Linked DNA regions of Mus musculus: region 1 is linked to region 2. Evidence: chromatin loops called from intact Hi-C (ENCODE). Cell type or tissue: heart. All regions are shown on one strand.

Region 1 (8,000 bases), 71 kb after region 2:
GGTTGTCCCCATGCCCAGCCAACCAGTGTTGGCAGCAGGCCATGCTGGGTAGACATGCCTCCTCTGGGACAGGCTAAGGCTAAGGTCCCTGCCAGCCATGTGTTGTATAAGCAGCTCACCTTTCCCTAAAACTACTTCTTGTGGCCTGTGGTAATAGGTAGGGGAGCTGTCTGGAAACTGCAGTAGGCCAAGGCAACTTACTGGTGACGAGCCAGAGGGAGGCAAAGTCCAGGCCCCAAGGTGTGTGTGTTGGGGAGAGGGGGTGGGGGAGAAGCTGAGGTCTCCTCAGTGGTTACCAGCAACACCCTGCTGCTCGCCTGCTCTCATTCTGATTTCCTTCAGTGTGTGTCACCAAGGATGACTCCTGACCTGTTTACAGTTTGCTTTGTCTCCTGGCAACCAGATGAGCTTTTGTGGAAACTCGGGACAGGGCAGTGCAGTACTGAACTTCCACACCAGAGGTTACAGCGCCACCTGCTGGTGCTACCATTGGTGGCCTTCAAGCCTTCCTACACAGGTGAAATTCTGCCAGATCCTAAGGAACCTGGCCTTCCCTATAACCCTCCTCACAGGCTCAGCTGTGTCCTTCCAAAAGCCCTTGGGTCCTGCAGATCCAGGCAACACAAGGCTAGACTGGGATGGGGTCAGGTCAGGGCTCACTCTCTCACTCTCACACACTCTCTCTCTCTCTCTCTCTCTCTCTCTCTCTCACACACACACACACACACACACACACACACACACACACACACACACACACGATGTCCTTACAGTAATGGAGACAACCAGACACAGACACACAGAGACACAGACACACAGAGGCAGCTGTGTGGAGGCAGAGGACTACAGACACGTTTAGGGGGATTTAAAGCTAAGGACTACAGCCATGCCAGAAGCTGTGGTTCAGTGGTGTTGATGCCTTGCTTTTAGGCTTCTGTCCTCTAGAACCACGAGAGATTTCTGTTGCACAGGGTCATCCAGTATATGGCATTCTGCTAGAGCAGCCACAGGACACTAACACAACGTACCAGGCCTGTCACCTTTTTGTCACCGTCATGCCTACCTCGCTGACTCTTGTCTCGCTCCCTGTCAGCTTTCTGCACTGCTCTTCCTGCTTTCTCTCGTGTGGCTGACCTATGAGATGCACAAGCACATGGATGAATGGCTCTCCAGCTCTGCTACTTCACCAAGTTCAGACAACCGTAAAAGTCAGAAGCTGGGGAAATGGCTCAGAGGTTACAGGGCCAGGACCTCCACGACTCAGGCAAATGCCTGATGGCTGTGGCTATCCAGACAGATATAAATCTAGCCTCAAAGGATAGAGACGGAATCTCCAGAGCAAGCTGGCCAGCAAGCCCAGCCCTATTAGTTGAGACCCTGCCTCCCTCAATGATCACAGCACCTACCATATGCATGTGCCAACACATGCATCTACGCCCAGTGTGTTGGAGTTCCCAGCACTCGGAAGAGGATGTCTGTGAGTTCTGGGGTCTACACAGTGAGTTCCAGGATAGCTAGTGCTATGTAGAGACCCAGTCTCAAAACAAATGAACCAAAACTCATGCACAACATATATACACATATATGTATAACACACATACCTGAAAATGGAAGAGGAAAAAGTCAAGAGACAGCAGCAGGTGTGCAGATGGGGGGTGGGGTGGGGTGGGGTGACAGCAATGAAGGCAATAGCAGGTGAGGAAGAAGATGCTTCCTGCTGCTCATGGCCACCCTGGTGCCAGGACAACCAACCTCTGTGTTTCCATATCCCTGGCCCTTCGATCTCAGGAGGCTAAAGGCCATGTGAGTCACCCATCTCTGTCCTTTGTTTTCCTCTCAAGGCCTACCTGGTCTCCCATAAGCACAGTGGAGACTCATTCCAGCACCTACTTGACCGTGTGTGTGTGTGTGTGTGTGTGTGTGTGTGTATGTGTGTGTAAGATGACACCGTAACACTTGGGGACTGCTGTCAGCTGTGACTAAAACACAACCTTAAGAGTTGGAAGAATTGTGGGTGGGGATGGAGAGTGGCAGGGATATAAACTACAGCAAGCCTGGCTCTGGGCAGTGGTACAGGGACAGTCATGTCCTCTCTTGGTCTCCTCTCCCAGCCTACACACTGGAGGGTCGACAGGTAAGCAAAGTCAGATGTGCCCCTCTGGCACACACCTCCCATTGGCCTGCATGCTAACTCTTCTGCTCAGCCCATACATCAACCCTAAGCCGCCGGCCGATCCCCACCAGCCCTAACCCCATCCCCTGAAGTGGGCTGGAACTGACTAGCTTCCAACTAACAAATACCATGACCACAAGGTCACGGCCAATGTTCTGTTTAGAAAGCATCTTGTGTCTTACTGGATTTCTTGTTTCCTCCTGGCCCTCCGTCTTCCCTGTCCGACTCTGAGGAGGCGGCAGGTTCTGATGTTATGAGCCGTTTTACAGAAAGGCAGGTCCACATGGCCAAGAAGCCAGAGAGGTCTCATGGTCACCGTGGATCCTGCCAACCACAGCAGGATGAGCTCCAAAGTGGTTCTTCCCAGCTGAGCCAGCGTGGGTCTTGTAACATGAAATGGATTATTATCAAGGTCTGGGGGCCGTTGGCTGTGAGTCAGGGGCAGATTCTCACACCTCGGAGGATAAACAGAACATCTGCTTCTCCTCTTGTATTCTTAGGTGTTTCCTTTTTTTGGGGGGGAGCAGGGGGTTCGAGACAGGGTTTCTCTGTGTAGCCCTGGCTATCCTGGAACTCACTCTGTAGACCAGGCTGGCCTCGAACTCAGAAATCCGCCTGCCTCAGCTTCCGAGTGCTGGGATTAAAGGCGCTCGCCACCACGCCCGGCTCTTAGGTGTTTCCTAAGGGCAGGACCTACCTACAGCCGTCATTTTAAGAGCCACACCCAGGAGCAAGGTAGCCACTGGTTAGAGTTCAGGCACGCAAGGCACTACGGGAAAAGACAAGAGGAAGCCAGGGCCCTTACACCCAACTCACTCTGAGGACAGGGATGCTAGTTGGGGGAGGCCTGAAAGAGTGGAACACACAACACCGAAAGAATGACTCTTGGAACTCTGTCCCCCTCCCCCGCAGTTGCTCCATTGACTAAAAGGATACTGCTGCCCCCCAGTGGTCAGTACCAGCACTACAGCCCCCAGGCAAGAAACCCTGAAAACAAAACACTACCTTTTGTTTGCGGGTTGTCAAGGTAGCAGGTCTCCCAGGCCCCAGCTGGGCAAAGGAACAAGACCTGTATGTTTCAGGGGTTACCACAAAGACCTCAGGAGCCTCATTTCACCCCTCTTTCCTTCTGATGGCTCTGGGACTCTGGCTCACTCAGGGGGCCTCCTCTTTCAGTCTAGGCAATGACCCTGACCCCATTTCAAATAAGAATCACACATTCTAACTAGGGTGGTCTTGTCCTTGGATCCTGGAGGAATGGTCTAGAGTTTGCCTCCCTCTAGTTACTCTGGCCTTTAAGTCACTCAAACCCTAAGGCTGCTTAGCAAGTCCACCAGGGGGAAGGCATTTTCCTAGAATTTTTATGGGTCATTGTAGGAGAACCAAAGCCAAAAGACATTCCACAAGCCCCTGAAACCCCCGGGGGCGGGGACGAGTCACAAGGGCCAAGCATCCTAAAGTGCAAAGGAGGAAACTAATGTCTCCTCAGCAGCCTCCTCCACACTAAGGACCTCCGCCCTGCCCTCCAGGCCAGTCTGAGGATGGCCCCAGACAAGCAAACCCCAGGAATCTTAACATCTCTCGGTCCATCAGCGCCTCTCGTACTATGGGCACCCCCAAATGTTGCTAGGAGACTGGACGCCTCAGCCCCAAGACAGGGCTGCCTTCTGCCTCTTCCTTCTTCCACCTCACCACACCACCTCCACTGTCCCACCCTTCCTCGGAAACCTAGGAAGTCTGTAGATCTATCGAGAGTGAGTAGGGGGTGTGCGCTCGTGTTTGGGTAGGTTCCACAAGGAGGGGGTTAGCCAGTGTTCCCCAGGACCTCAGGAGATTCATTCCCCAAGCAAACCCTACGCGAAGGTTGAGCCCTGACCCCACGGGCCGGAAGCCTTCCCTTCTCCGCTGGTCCCCGCCCACCTGGCATGCCTCTTTCCAGACCTCAGTTGCTCGATTGTACCCGGTTGGACAGGTTGGACGCGGAACAGCGTTAAGTGCACGCTCTGCGTGGACGCTCGCTCTCCGGGTGGGTGCGGGCTTCATTCACACCCACTGGTACAGGGCCCCATGTCGACTCACCTGGCAATCTACCATCATCCTCAGCCTCGGCAGCTCATCGCCAGCCCCAGGGCGCGGCCCAGGGCTCGCAGAGGCCGCTCGCCTCGGCCCGCGCGCGGCGCAGCGGGGCGTCCGGCTGCGGGGCTCATGGCGCGGCCTCCGGTCCTCGCCAGGCCCGGAGCTCCGCGGCCTTCGCCAATGCCGCTTCCATTGTCTGCGCCGCGCCGCGCCGCGCCTCGCCTCGCCTCGCCTCGTCGCTCTCCTGGCCGTTGGGGCCTCGCTGCTCGGTTCCGCCGGAGCTCCGGGAGCTCGGGACGGGTGGGCGGAGACAGCGCGGCCCCGCCCCGGCCCCGCCCAGCTCGCCCGCAGGTGCGAGGGGCGGGCCCCGGTGCGCGAGCTCGAGGACACGCTCGGCCTCTTTCCCCGCCGGTCGCAGGCGATTAGACCTGGGACGTCGGCCTGGTGTCCACCGCCCGGCGCGCGCACGTGACCCCGCCTAGCCGCGCGCACGCGCCGCGCACCGAACGCCTCTCTGGGTTTGTCTCCGGACGCCCCCTACCCCCACCGCCCCCACCCCACAAGTCCTCTGCCCAGCCGCCTGCGCTGTACTCCCGCCCCGGCAGAGTTTAGAATCACCATCATGAGTGCCTGAGTATAGGTGGACATGGGGCAGCTCCAGGATGGAGATCCTGGACATTCAGTTTTTTAGGTACCCCGACGCCACCTGCAGGACTCAGCTTGGTGGCAGGAGACTCTGAGACTGGCAGGAAGGTCAAGTTGCTCCTCCAGTCCCTCCCTGGACCTTCATCTCTCCTATTCCTTCTCTTCCCTGTCACCACAGAGAATCAGGTTGCCTCTGGCTGGTATGCCGGTTAGGAGAGAACCTAAAAGGAGGTTCTTGTACCTGGGGATGAGCAAGTGTTGGGGTCTGGAAAGTTACTTCTACCAAGGAGTCCTTAATCACTCGGGATTAAGCCTCATTTGGGGAGTTGGAGAGATGGTTCAGCTGGTAAGAACGATTGCTGCTTTTCCAGAGGAGCCAAGTTCAGTTCCCAGCACTCATTCTGGAGCTCCAACGCTGTCTTCTGGCTACACACATACACATAAATAAAAATAAATCTTGCTGGGTGTGGAAGTGCACACCTTAAATTCCAGCTCTGAGGAGGCAGAGGCTGGCAGAGCTTGACTATGAGGCCATCCTGGTCTACAGTATAAGTTTCATGCCAACCAGGGGTCCAGAGTGAGACCCTGTCTCAAAATCCTTAAACAAAAAGCCTCATTTATAATGGGCAGTGGCACCAACGTTCACAGCTAACCAGCTTTTGTGACCACCTAAACTGTGCCTGAGAGACTTAAAAGCAGTGCTCATTCTCTGTCCAGTGTTGGGCGGGGCCTTCCCCAGCCGGTTGATCTCCTGTCTCAGCCTATGGAGGCCTCCATCTTCCTGTTTTATTTGGAAGCACACTTACAGGGGCGGTCACTAACCCATTTAATTTTCTTTTCTTTTTTTTCAATTTATTTTACTTCTTATGTGTATAATTCACTTCTGTAGCACTTATGTGCAGTGTTCAAGAAATCTAGAAGAGGATATCTGGTCACTTGGAGCTGCCTTGTGGATGCTGGGAATTGAACCTAGGTCCTCTGGAAGAACAGCCAGTGCTCTCAACCACTGAGCCATCTCTCCAGCCACTAACCCATTTTCTTTCTTTTCTTTTTTAAAGATTTACTTATTATTATATCTAAGTACACTGTAGCTATCTTCAGATGCACCAGAAGAGGGCGACAGATCTCATTACGGATGGTTGTGAGCCACCATTGAACTCAGGACCTTCGGAAGAACAGTCGGTGTTCTTAACCACTGAGCCATCTCTCCAGCCCCCACTAACCCATTTTCAATGTAAGAAACAGGCTTTCAGAAGTCACAGAGACCCTACCTGTCACGGGTCATGATGAGGTCCAACTATGGCTTTGAAACAAGGTCAACAGACCCCAAAGCTGTACTGTCTAGGAACCCAGGAGGCATGATGGGGACTCTGAGGAGCTGGAGCTTGGAGTGCCGAGTGATACCAGGCAAGTGGAGGGCTACTGCAGGCGAGGGGTCCTGAATGCTGTCTAAGAAGCCTCCTCAGAGCCAAGGCATCTTATCTTAGAGAGGATGGCTGGAGGTGCTGGGTGGGTGTTGGTACCCTGGCATGGATCCCAAGCCCTGCTTCATTACCTTTCTGGGCCTGTGGAGCTATAAGCAGTTGAGCTTCCTCAGAAGTGCAGTCTGCTGCCCGGGCTGGAGCAATCAAAATAGCTGTCCAGGAAGCGCACTTTCCAAAAGGTACAGCCATTATCCCATTTGAAGGGGGTGACCTGCCCAACCTTGCACAGGTCCTAAAACAAACTCCTAAACTGATGTTCATTCTTCTGCCTCCCTCTCAGACTGTGGAGTGCTCCCTGAGTGTTAGGTTCCAGGAGAAGCTCAGCTGCTATCCTGGAGCTCACTGCCCACAAGGACACTGCTTGGAAGGGGGAATCAGAGCTCTTGGTGGCATCCCATGGTACTGGCATCTCCAATACACTGGGTCTTCCTCTGAGACTAGGCTTCTCCAGTAGCCTCTCATAGGCTCTCTTCATGGTGCCAAGCCTCGGCTTCTTTGCATGACCCCTTCAGTCATTGGCCTTTAACTGCCACTGAGGCTTGCACCTTCATCAGTGGCCTCTCCTAGCATTTCAGAGTGCCAAGCCTTCACTGTTCTCCATGACCACTGCATGTCTTCAAGACCAGTCTACCTGGGTGACTCTTACATATTACCAAGTCTGGCTCTCAGCATGATGTCTATCTCTGAAACACAGCTTCTTTGTGGTCTCATAAACTATTTCTCAGAAGATTTTTCTTCAGAGATACTGGTCTTAACTCCAGCTAACGAGCACCAGTTGTCCCACTAACCCCTTCTGTTCTTGACTCTGAAGCCAGAGCCATGTGGCTGAAGATGCTGAGTTCTGTGGAACATGGTCCCCTTGTTCTGTTACATCTTTACCAGTGTTCTGGTTTTGATTGTGGTTCCAGGTTCCACCTCTCCTCTCAGGGACCCTGCCAGTACACCAGCAGGGGACAAGGCAGGGTCTGGAACAAGTGGGGTCCACAGTCCACCTCTCCTCCAGGCTGGAAGGGGGAAGTGGAGTCTGGCACAAGTCAGATACCAGTTGGTTGGGAGCAAGTGCCAGGAGAGAGAAGGGCTTCTCCGAGAATCTCAGAGTTAAAGCTTTTTTAGGTGAAGGCCTTCTCCAGTGATCTTTAATGAAGCAACTCTCTGAGATGATCTTAGCTTGCTCATAGTTCTTTATTGGGGTGGGGTGGGTTTGAACACAGACACCTTATTCGGGGTGAACCAAGGGTTATATAATTTTGGGGAAGGCTGTGAGGATACCCAGGGAAGGAAGGTCATTGGTACGTGAGGCTTAGCATGGAGACGAGGAGTTCCAGGTGTTGGGGACGTGACTGACTGCCTGTGATAGGAAAGGGGCTGCTTCTACTCCTGCTGGTCTCAAGTTTGGAGATTTCTGAGGTTTGAACTTGCTCTACCTTACCAATTCCATGCTGGCTCCTCTTGTGGCATAATTCACGAGCACAATATTGGAGAATTTCCTTCTCTGACTAAGCTTGGCTCTTCTGGAACTTGCTCTATAGACTTAGGTGGAGAAACCTTGCTGCTAAGGTTGATGTCTAATATTACCAGAGAGCTCCAAGCTCGGTGCAAAACGGCAGACTCCCTTGACCTTC
Region 2 (8,000 bases):
GAGGAAGAGAGAGAGGGAGAGAGAGAAAGAGAGAGCATGTGCATGCAGAGAGACAGGAAGAGGAAGTATAGGTGGAGAGAGGGAAGTGGAGAGGAGGGACTAAAATGCCTGGATTATATAGGAAAAAGCCTCTGGTGGGGGCAGAGATCCAGCTCCTGGACTGGAATGTTCAGGGTAGAGGGCAGGGTGTGACAGGTAAGGACTGAGGGATGCTGGGAGAACCTGGAGGCCAGGTCCACCCCAGTAGGTAAAATAAGCACCTCAGCCCCTTGCTGTGGGTCTGAATCTTAAATAATTGTCCTTTTTCATTACATTATCTATTTATTGCATGTGTGTGTGTGTGTGTGTGTGTGTGTGTGTGTGTGTGTGTGTGTGTGCGCGCGCGCGCGCTCGTGTATGTGCACTCACACAGTTGTACCAAGGAACACATGAAGAGGTCAGAGGACAATTTTCAACAGTTGGTTCTAACCTTCCACTACATGAGTTTAGGGATGGAACTCAGGTCTTCAAATTTAGCAATGAGTGCCTTTACCAGTGAGCAATTTCACCGGTGTGTCTGAGAACATGCATTCTTTTCAAACATTTCCCAGAACACATCTTCAGACAGAATCTATGCTGAACACAAAACAAATCCAGACAAACTGCAAGGAACATAGTCAAAGGGGTATGTTGTGTGATCTCAATGGAATTAGGCCAAAAGTTTATAAATATCATTTAAAAAATAGCCATATTTTGGCTGGTGGATGATAGACTTATAAAGGAACTTCTATATTTTTTTAAAAAATCAGCTAGGTGGTGGCGCACGCCTTTAATCCCAGCACTTGGGAGGCAGAGGCAGGTGGATTTCTGAGTTTGAGGCCAGCCTGGTCTACAGAGTGAGTTCCAAGACAGCCAGAGCTACACAGAGAAACCTTGTGTTGAAAAACCAAAAAAGCAAAAGCAAAACAAAACCACAGAGAATGTTAGAAATGTTTGCAAATGAGGGACGAGAAAGGAGGAGAAGAGAATGGATCTGAAAAGCATTTGTTCCTTTGATCACACTTAAGTAGACTAATGGAATAAAGTCTCTAAAAGAATCTATAAAAGATCTTCATGAATTTAGAGATAAAAGATTTCTTAGGACACCTTGAAATGAACTATAGCCACAAAAGAAAAAACAAGTTACATTTTAGTCAGACATTATACTAATTAAGTACTACAGAGTTTTGTCCCACAGAAGCCGAAACCCTCACCAAAAGCCAACAGTGAGCATGCTAGGGGCGTGGCTCAGCTGTAAAGTGCTTGCCTAGCCTGGTCCCCAGGACCGACCGCCAAACCGGGATTGCTGTTGAGGGAGAAAAGCTAAGGGTTTCTGGGGTTCTGGTCCAATGCAGATTTGATGCTTTAGACCCATGGTGGGGGTGTCTAGTGGGGCACAATCTGTTCCCTGAATGGCGAGGAAGTGGATGAGAGGAGGAGGAGGCTGGAACCCCACTAATCACCTCCCAGGGTGTATCTCCTAGAACACCTTCCACTGGACTCAAATCACTTCCCAGTAACAACAAGCTGGGGTCTTATCATTTAACAGGGGGCCTTGGAGTTGAGCACATCTTTAGTCCCAGACAAAGAGGCAGACAGATCTCTGTGAACTGGAGGCCAGGTCTACATAGTGAGTTTCAAGACATCCAGGGCTACACAGAGAGACCCTGTCTCAAAAACAAAACAAAACAAAACATAAATGAACATATAGCCTTGGGGGTTTTCCAGATTCAGACCACAGCAATGGAAGGGCAGAGAGCTTGTTACCTTGGTCTGTGCTTGGCTGTGCTTGGCTGCACTTGCTTTTTTTTGGTTTTGTTTTAGTTTTAGTTTAGTTTAGTTTTGTTTTTTTGAAGGCAGGGAGGAGATCGACTCTTCTTGCTGGCTGACCTCAGATTATAAAGCAAAGGATGACGTTGATCCTCTGACCTTCATCTTCATCTCCCAGTGTTGGGATTACAGATGTGCACCACCACACCTGGCTTACTTTTACATTGAATTTTTATTTATTAGATTTGCTATTTTATGTGTATGGGTGTTTCACCTGCTTGTGTGTCTGTGTGCCTTGTATGTGCCTGGAGCCCTTGGAAGTCAGAAGAGGGCACTGGATTCCTAAACCTGGTGCTGCACATGGTTGTGAGCCACTAGATGGATGATGGGAACTGAACCTGGGTCCTCTTCAAGAGCAGCAAGTACTCTTAGCTGAAGAACCACCTCTCCAGCCCCAATGTTTGTTTGTTTGTTTGGTAAGCAAGGAGTGTGAGAGCAGAGGTCTAACAGTTGGTTCTCTTCTTCCACTGAGTGGGTCTCCAGTGGAACTTTGATTGGCAAGACTTGCGTGGAAAGAAAGCCCTTGCCCATGGAGCCATCTTAGCCATCAAATAAGGCCTACCTTATTTTCTGAGACAGGGTCTTTCTGAGACTGTGTTTTGTATTCATGGCTGGTCAACAAAGCTGCTGAAATGACTTGTCTCTGCCCACGCCCAGTGCAAAGGTAACAGGTGAGTTTTGTTTTGTTTTTAACATGGATGCAGGGGGTCTGAACTCAGGACCTCATGTTTGTACTTCCCGAGGACTTTGCCCAGTGAGCCAGCTGATGGGATTTCCCACAGGATGGATTATGGCTCTGGAAGTCAAGAGGACTTCCATACCTTTGGTCCTGCACTTTCAGGTCACAACATCAGTAATTTGTCATGGACTTGGATGGGGCAAGTGTTCCTGGAAGCCATCCCTACAGAAAATGAGCATCAGTCATTTCTCTGCACACAGAAGTGACTGCAAGCCACACCCACACATCCTATTCTGTCTTACTGCATTCCCAGCTCACTCCCCCTCAGCCAAGCCCCCCATACTCCTCAGACTCCCAGCAAAGGGTGACCGAGGACAGCATGGCTGGAAAGGGACAGATGTACTAACCAAATGCAGTTTAAAACATGCTCCCACGTGAGCATAGTGATACAGAGCCTCCCAAGGCCTTCAGGAAGCCTATGTGTACTGAGGGGCTGTGCTGTTTACATTTCACTAGCTTTCCATATGTCTTGGCTAGGCAGCATTTTGGAAATATTTAACTAGGCAACATAAACTATATCTACGAACAAGCTCTGAAACCTGGTCTTGTTCATGGTTCCATTTTGCTTTGGAATGACAAGCTGACCGGGAAGGACAATGCCCAGTGACATGGTTTGTTCTTTTTGGAAGAGAAGCCTGTGAAAGACTCCATTGTCGGTCATTGTCATCCAATGATGAGACCCTGAACATGTGTATAAGTGGGCACAGATGGAGCAGATGGACAGCAAGAATACTGGCCCTGGGACTAGCATAAGCCTTTCAGGGGGCTCCTGAACTCAGGAGACCTCAGGCTTGAACTGGGGTTTCTTAGTGCAGCAACTTCTCCATCTTCCAGGATGTCATGACCACTTACCGCCAGCAGATGGAGGGCTTGCCCATGTGAATGTTCTGTCGCCATCTGATGGCCAAAAGGAAACATTACACTTCTCATCCAGTCCAAGGAGACTCAACGCCTAGCAAGGGAATATTAAAGAAAGCACCTACTATGTGCACTGTGGACTGACCTTGAGAATACAATGAGTTATACCGCATCTCTGTTGAAGCTCAGAAAAATATTTTCCAAAGATTTCCTTTTCACTAGTTGATAAAAGGCTAGTACTTTCCCCACTCCTGGTTCCTCCAAAGGCACACTGCCAACAATATTCAGCGTTCTGCAAAGCCCTGGATAGGAGTGTTATGCTGCTTGCCTGACGATGCTTTCCTGTGGATTTAGGCTCTGCTACACAGCCAGCATCCCCTTTCCATTGCCTTGGGTCATCTCAGGGGCTAGGACATCTGCCCTTCTCCAAGTCTATGTATCAGGAGCAGGACCTGAGATTTGCGAGCACATTTAGACAGCTAAGGCCCAGAACGTCCTTGGTCCTAGAGCAGTGGCTGAAGGGGTGTTGGTCACCAAACTAGTGCGCCCCAGTTCTGAGCCTTGTAAAATTCACCTTGTGTGCCAGGGCCTGTTGGAAAACTGAATCTGAAGAGGCTGGATGCAGAAAGATGGGTAAATGCCATGGGCTTGATTTTTCCTCAACGTTATCTTTTCTAGGTGTAATGGTAGGTGGGAGGGAGCCTAGAGATGGGACTCAACACCTTGAACAGTAAGCACCTCTTCCATCACTGAACAGCGTCTCAGCCTCCAATTCCTTTGCTAGTTGTTCTTGCTACTCAATGTGAGTTCTAGAAGGACAGGCTTTCTGATTCATCATCCACTCCCCACAGACCCAGGCATGCAGGAGACTGCATTTCCTAAATGCTAAATGTGTGGACACTGCTTTCATTAGCTGCCTGATCCTTTTGGCTCTTCTCAGCTTCCAGTCTGAAGGGTCTGATTAGATAGGTAAGTTTTTGTTTGTGAGGGTCTGTGCGCCAGATCTGGCTTGGATCCCAGGCAGGACCAAGTCTCTTTCTCTCAGAAGCTTGGCCTGAGGACCTCAGGTTGGTCCTTGTCTTTGTCTCCCCTCCTGCCCTTCTCCGTGGTTCCTGTTCACATACGGACATGCCTCTCTAGAATGAGATTGATTCAGTGTTCTGTGGCCACGTGTCGATCTAGGCCTGGATTGAATGAGTCATGAAAGTGTCGCCTCATTCATTCACTGGCTCACAACATCTTTAGTGAATGTATACTCTGTGTCTACCCCCGTGTTCAGGTCTGAGAGGTCCGCAGCAAAGCAATACTTACCTTTAGGAAGCTGCCAACACAGTAAAGCAAGGCCAGCATTAAGCAAATAAGGCTGTGCTCCCCGATGTGTGCGTCTGAGTGCCGAGTGCACCAAGGAAATCAGCAGACTAGGTTTAGGTTATCATGGTGGATCCCCAGGGGAGATAAAGCCTATACATAAACCTAAGTGATGAAGAGAAGCTGACAGCTAGGTGGTGGGGGGAAAGAGGGGTGAGGGTCCCGCTGAGAACAGGAACAACGTGAGATCGCTTTCTAAGATCATGTTTATATCATAAGGAGAAGAGATGACAGCTGAATATTGAGAGTGTTGCTACATTGGATGAGGGGTTTACCGAGGCTCCATGTAGCTTAGAAGCAGCTTTGTAGGTTCAGGAACCGAACTTCTTCTCATTCAGAGGTAGAAGCACCGAGTTCAGCAGACTTACCTATCTAATCAGACCCTCACAGAACCAACAGGTGAGTAGCCTATGTTGCAAATTTTGCTAAGCATGCTGTGCGTACATCCTAATATGGGATGCGATGTGCATCTAATATTTTACTGTCATCTCTGCAAGATGACAACAAAGGCTTTGAAGCTTGTGTATTAAACTCACAGAGGTGTGATGATAAGAAGTTATCAATTTGTTAATTTACAGTTGCACTCAGCCCTAAATACATGCACACAGGAGCAAGGCTAAGAGGACTCAGTGGACTGCTTTTTCTTTGACAGCCGAAAACCAGCTCAGGGATGAGAGGCGGGCCAGAGGACGCCTGGGGCACGTCTTCAAGCTCTCATTGGACGGGATATCCGGAAAAACCCGGTCGAATCCTGGCTTGTCTTGGTTGGGTCGGCTGGTGGGATACGCCCTCGTCTCGCCCCTTTGTCCAACCCTCTTCATTTTAAATTAAAAAGCCCCCAGTTCTGTGTGGTGTAGCAAAATAAACAGTTGCGGCGACGCACTTCTTCCTGGAGGCCTTCGAGTCTCCATGATTTAAGGAGACGAGAAAGGTAAGGAGGACCGGAACAATTCCTTCGCGGAACCTTTGAGGTGAGGCCTCGCGGAGCCATTTGAGAACGGACCGCGGCGGGCTGGAACCAGACTAGTAGGCATGGCGGCGGCGGAGCCGGATGCGGACCCGAAGGCCGCCATCCCTGTGGACCTGCGGCGGGAACGGCGCTTGGTGTGCGTGGAGTACCCGGGCGTAGTACGTAACGAGGCCAAGATGCTACAGACCCTGGGCGGCGAGGAAAGCGTCTCTCGAGTAAGGAGCTGGGAAACTCCGGGACCGCGGGAAAGGAATCGTGTCTACTGAATGGGCGGGACCACCGGGCGGGAGAGCGGTTTCCGTGGCAACGGAGAGTTTAGGCAAGCTCTAGGACCTGTTGTGAACTAGGCGGTATTTTCTTTCTGTCCCCAAATGTGAGTAGCATGCTTGGCATCTATCCCAGGACAGTGAGCTGCTCTGACCTTATTGCTCTCGGCAGAAAACCGAGGCACGGGAGGAAAGAGAACTTTTCCACCACCTGTAGTTGAAACTAAAAGTGACACAATTCGCCGGCGTTGTATTATGTGGTTAGCACGTACAAAGTGCTCTCCCGCCCCCCCTTGGTTTTTTCGAGACAGGGTTTCTCTGTGTAGCCCAGGCTGACCTCGAACTCAGAAATCCGCCTGCCTCTGCTTCCCAAGTGCTGGGATTAAAGGCGTGTGCCACCACTGCCCGGCTTTTTTTTTTTTTTTTTCCTGAGACAGGGTTTCTCTTACAGCCCTGGCTGTACTGGAACTCTGTAGACCAGGCTGGCCTCGAACTAGAAATCCGCCTGCCTCTGCCTCCCGAGTGCTGGGATTAAAGGCGTGCGCCACCACGGGCCGGCATTTTTTAATTTTTATTTATTTATTTTTTAACATGCCACAGTCCTTTCAATCCCCAGGGCCGGAACTGACAACATCTGCATTTTACAAGTAAACAGGCCACATAACCACACAACAAGTAGTGGACCTAAAGTGATGCTCTGTGGAATCTTGGAATTGTTTCTTTAGAAATGATTTCCCTGAACATCTTAGCATAAGCAGATTCTGGCTCCTTCCGTTGATAATTCCACTCAGATTTCAGTTTGATACATGTATTACCTGTTCATGTATTACATTTATTACTTGGCCCTGGGGCTGTAAACCGAGCTAGGATCTCTCTTGTTTACCTCTGTACTAATATCTGTACAGATTCCCCATTTTATAAAAATTTATCAAGTATTTGGTTAAGTCCTAATGAAGCTGGGCAGTAGTGACCCACACCTTTAATCCCAGCATTACAGAGGCAGAGGCAGGTGGATCTTTGAGTTTAAGGCCAGCCTGGTCTACAGATCAAGTTCCAGGACAGCATGAGCTAACAAAGAAACTCTGTCTCAAAAGAACAAACAACAAAACGTCCTAATAATATCCTAGTGAACTAGATACTATTTTTCTTTCCTTTTTCCAGATAAGGGGGCAGGTAAGAAAGGCTAAGCCAGACATTGCTACTGGTATGACAGGAAAATGAATTCCAGCACAAATACAGTCTGAGCTGCTGCTCCACTTTTTTATGGGTGTGGATAAGAACTGATGGATGTTATGATATTGAGAGAATCCTTGTTCTCCCTTACCCCAGGGTTGCCTGATATAGACAGTCTTCCATTCTTACATTTTTCTTGGGTTTCTGAAGTCGTCCTAATGTGTCAGGCCATGGCTGGGCTCATCCCTGCTCTGGTAGGTCAGAACTGTGCGTTTTATGAGAAGGGTGCCTGAGGAATGAGGCTGCCGTTTTCAAGATTCTAACCTTATTTTTAGTTGTGTATCCAGGTGATTGTGAAAGCCAGAAGAGGGCGTTGGACCACTTAGTGCTGTGATTACAGGTGGTTGTGCACTATATCCAATGTTTGGGTGCTGGGAACTGAACTCCAGTCTGGAAACAGCTCCTAACTTGTGAGTCATCTCTCCAGCCCTCAGGCTTCTTTTAACTTTCATGTTTTCCCTAACTTGCTACTGAGCGCTTCCTGAAGGCCCCTATCCTGAGTACTGGGAGTCAGGAGTTAAACTTATGGGTGGCCAGTGGATTGCGCCAGTACACACTCTCTGTTCACACACACACAGCTGACACTCACTGCATGCCTCTTACCAAATGTGGGGCAAGCATCTGTTCACATGTAGGTGTTAGTACTTACCAGGAGTTAGGCACCACTGTTTTAATTTAATACTCGTAACAGTATCATATATGAGGTGGACACTATTCA

Evidence for each region. A loop is a pair of places that touch in the nucleus more often than their neighbours do. Peaks named below come from ENCODE experiments on the same cell type or tissue, not always from the same donor. Only the 100,000 strongest peaks of a DNase experiment are listed, where the experiment ranks them.
Region 1: a loop joins it to region 2, with 5 times the contacts of the local background. A loop is called at or near these places in 17 of 42 quality-filtered maps.

Annotation. Positions count from the first base shown.
Region 1 is chr2:28,509,813-28,517,812 of GRCm38, reverse strand. It overlaps a transcript of Ralgds not described here. Among named protein-coding and RNA genes, the nearest start is that of Gbgt1, 17 kb to the right of the region's middle. In heart, CTCF peaks have their summits at 472 (motif pointing left), 3,141 (motif pointing left), 4,959 (motif pointing left) and 6,002 (motif pointing right); DNase peaks (open chromatin) are centred at 42, 362, 3,052, 4,692 and 2 weaker places; H3K4me3 peaks cover 2,297 bases; H3K27ac peaks cover 1,906 bases; H3K27me3 peaks cover 1,664 bases.
Region 2 is chr2:28,580,823-28,588,822 of GRCm38, reverse strand. It overlaps Gtf3c5 (general transcription factor IIIC, polypeptide 5), which reads left to right and starts at 5,544. Exons shown (of 12, transcript NM_148928.3): 1 at 5,544-5,998. The coding sequence starts at 5,846. In heart, a CTCF peak has its summit at 3,469; DNase peaks (open chromatin) are centred at 3,370, 5,562 and 5,852; H3K4me3 peaks cover 1,763 bases; H3K27ac peaks cover 1,659 bases; H3K27me3 peaks cover 281 bases.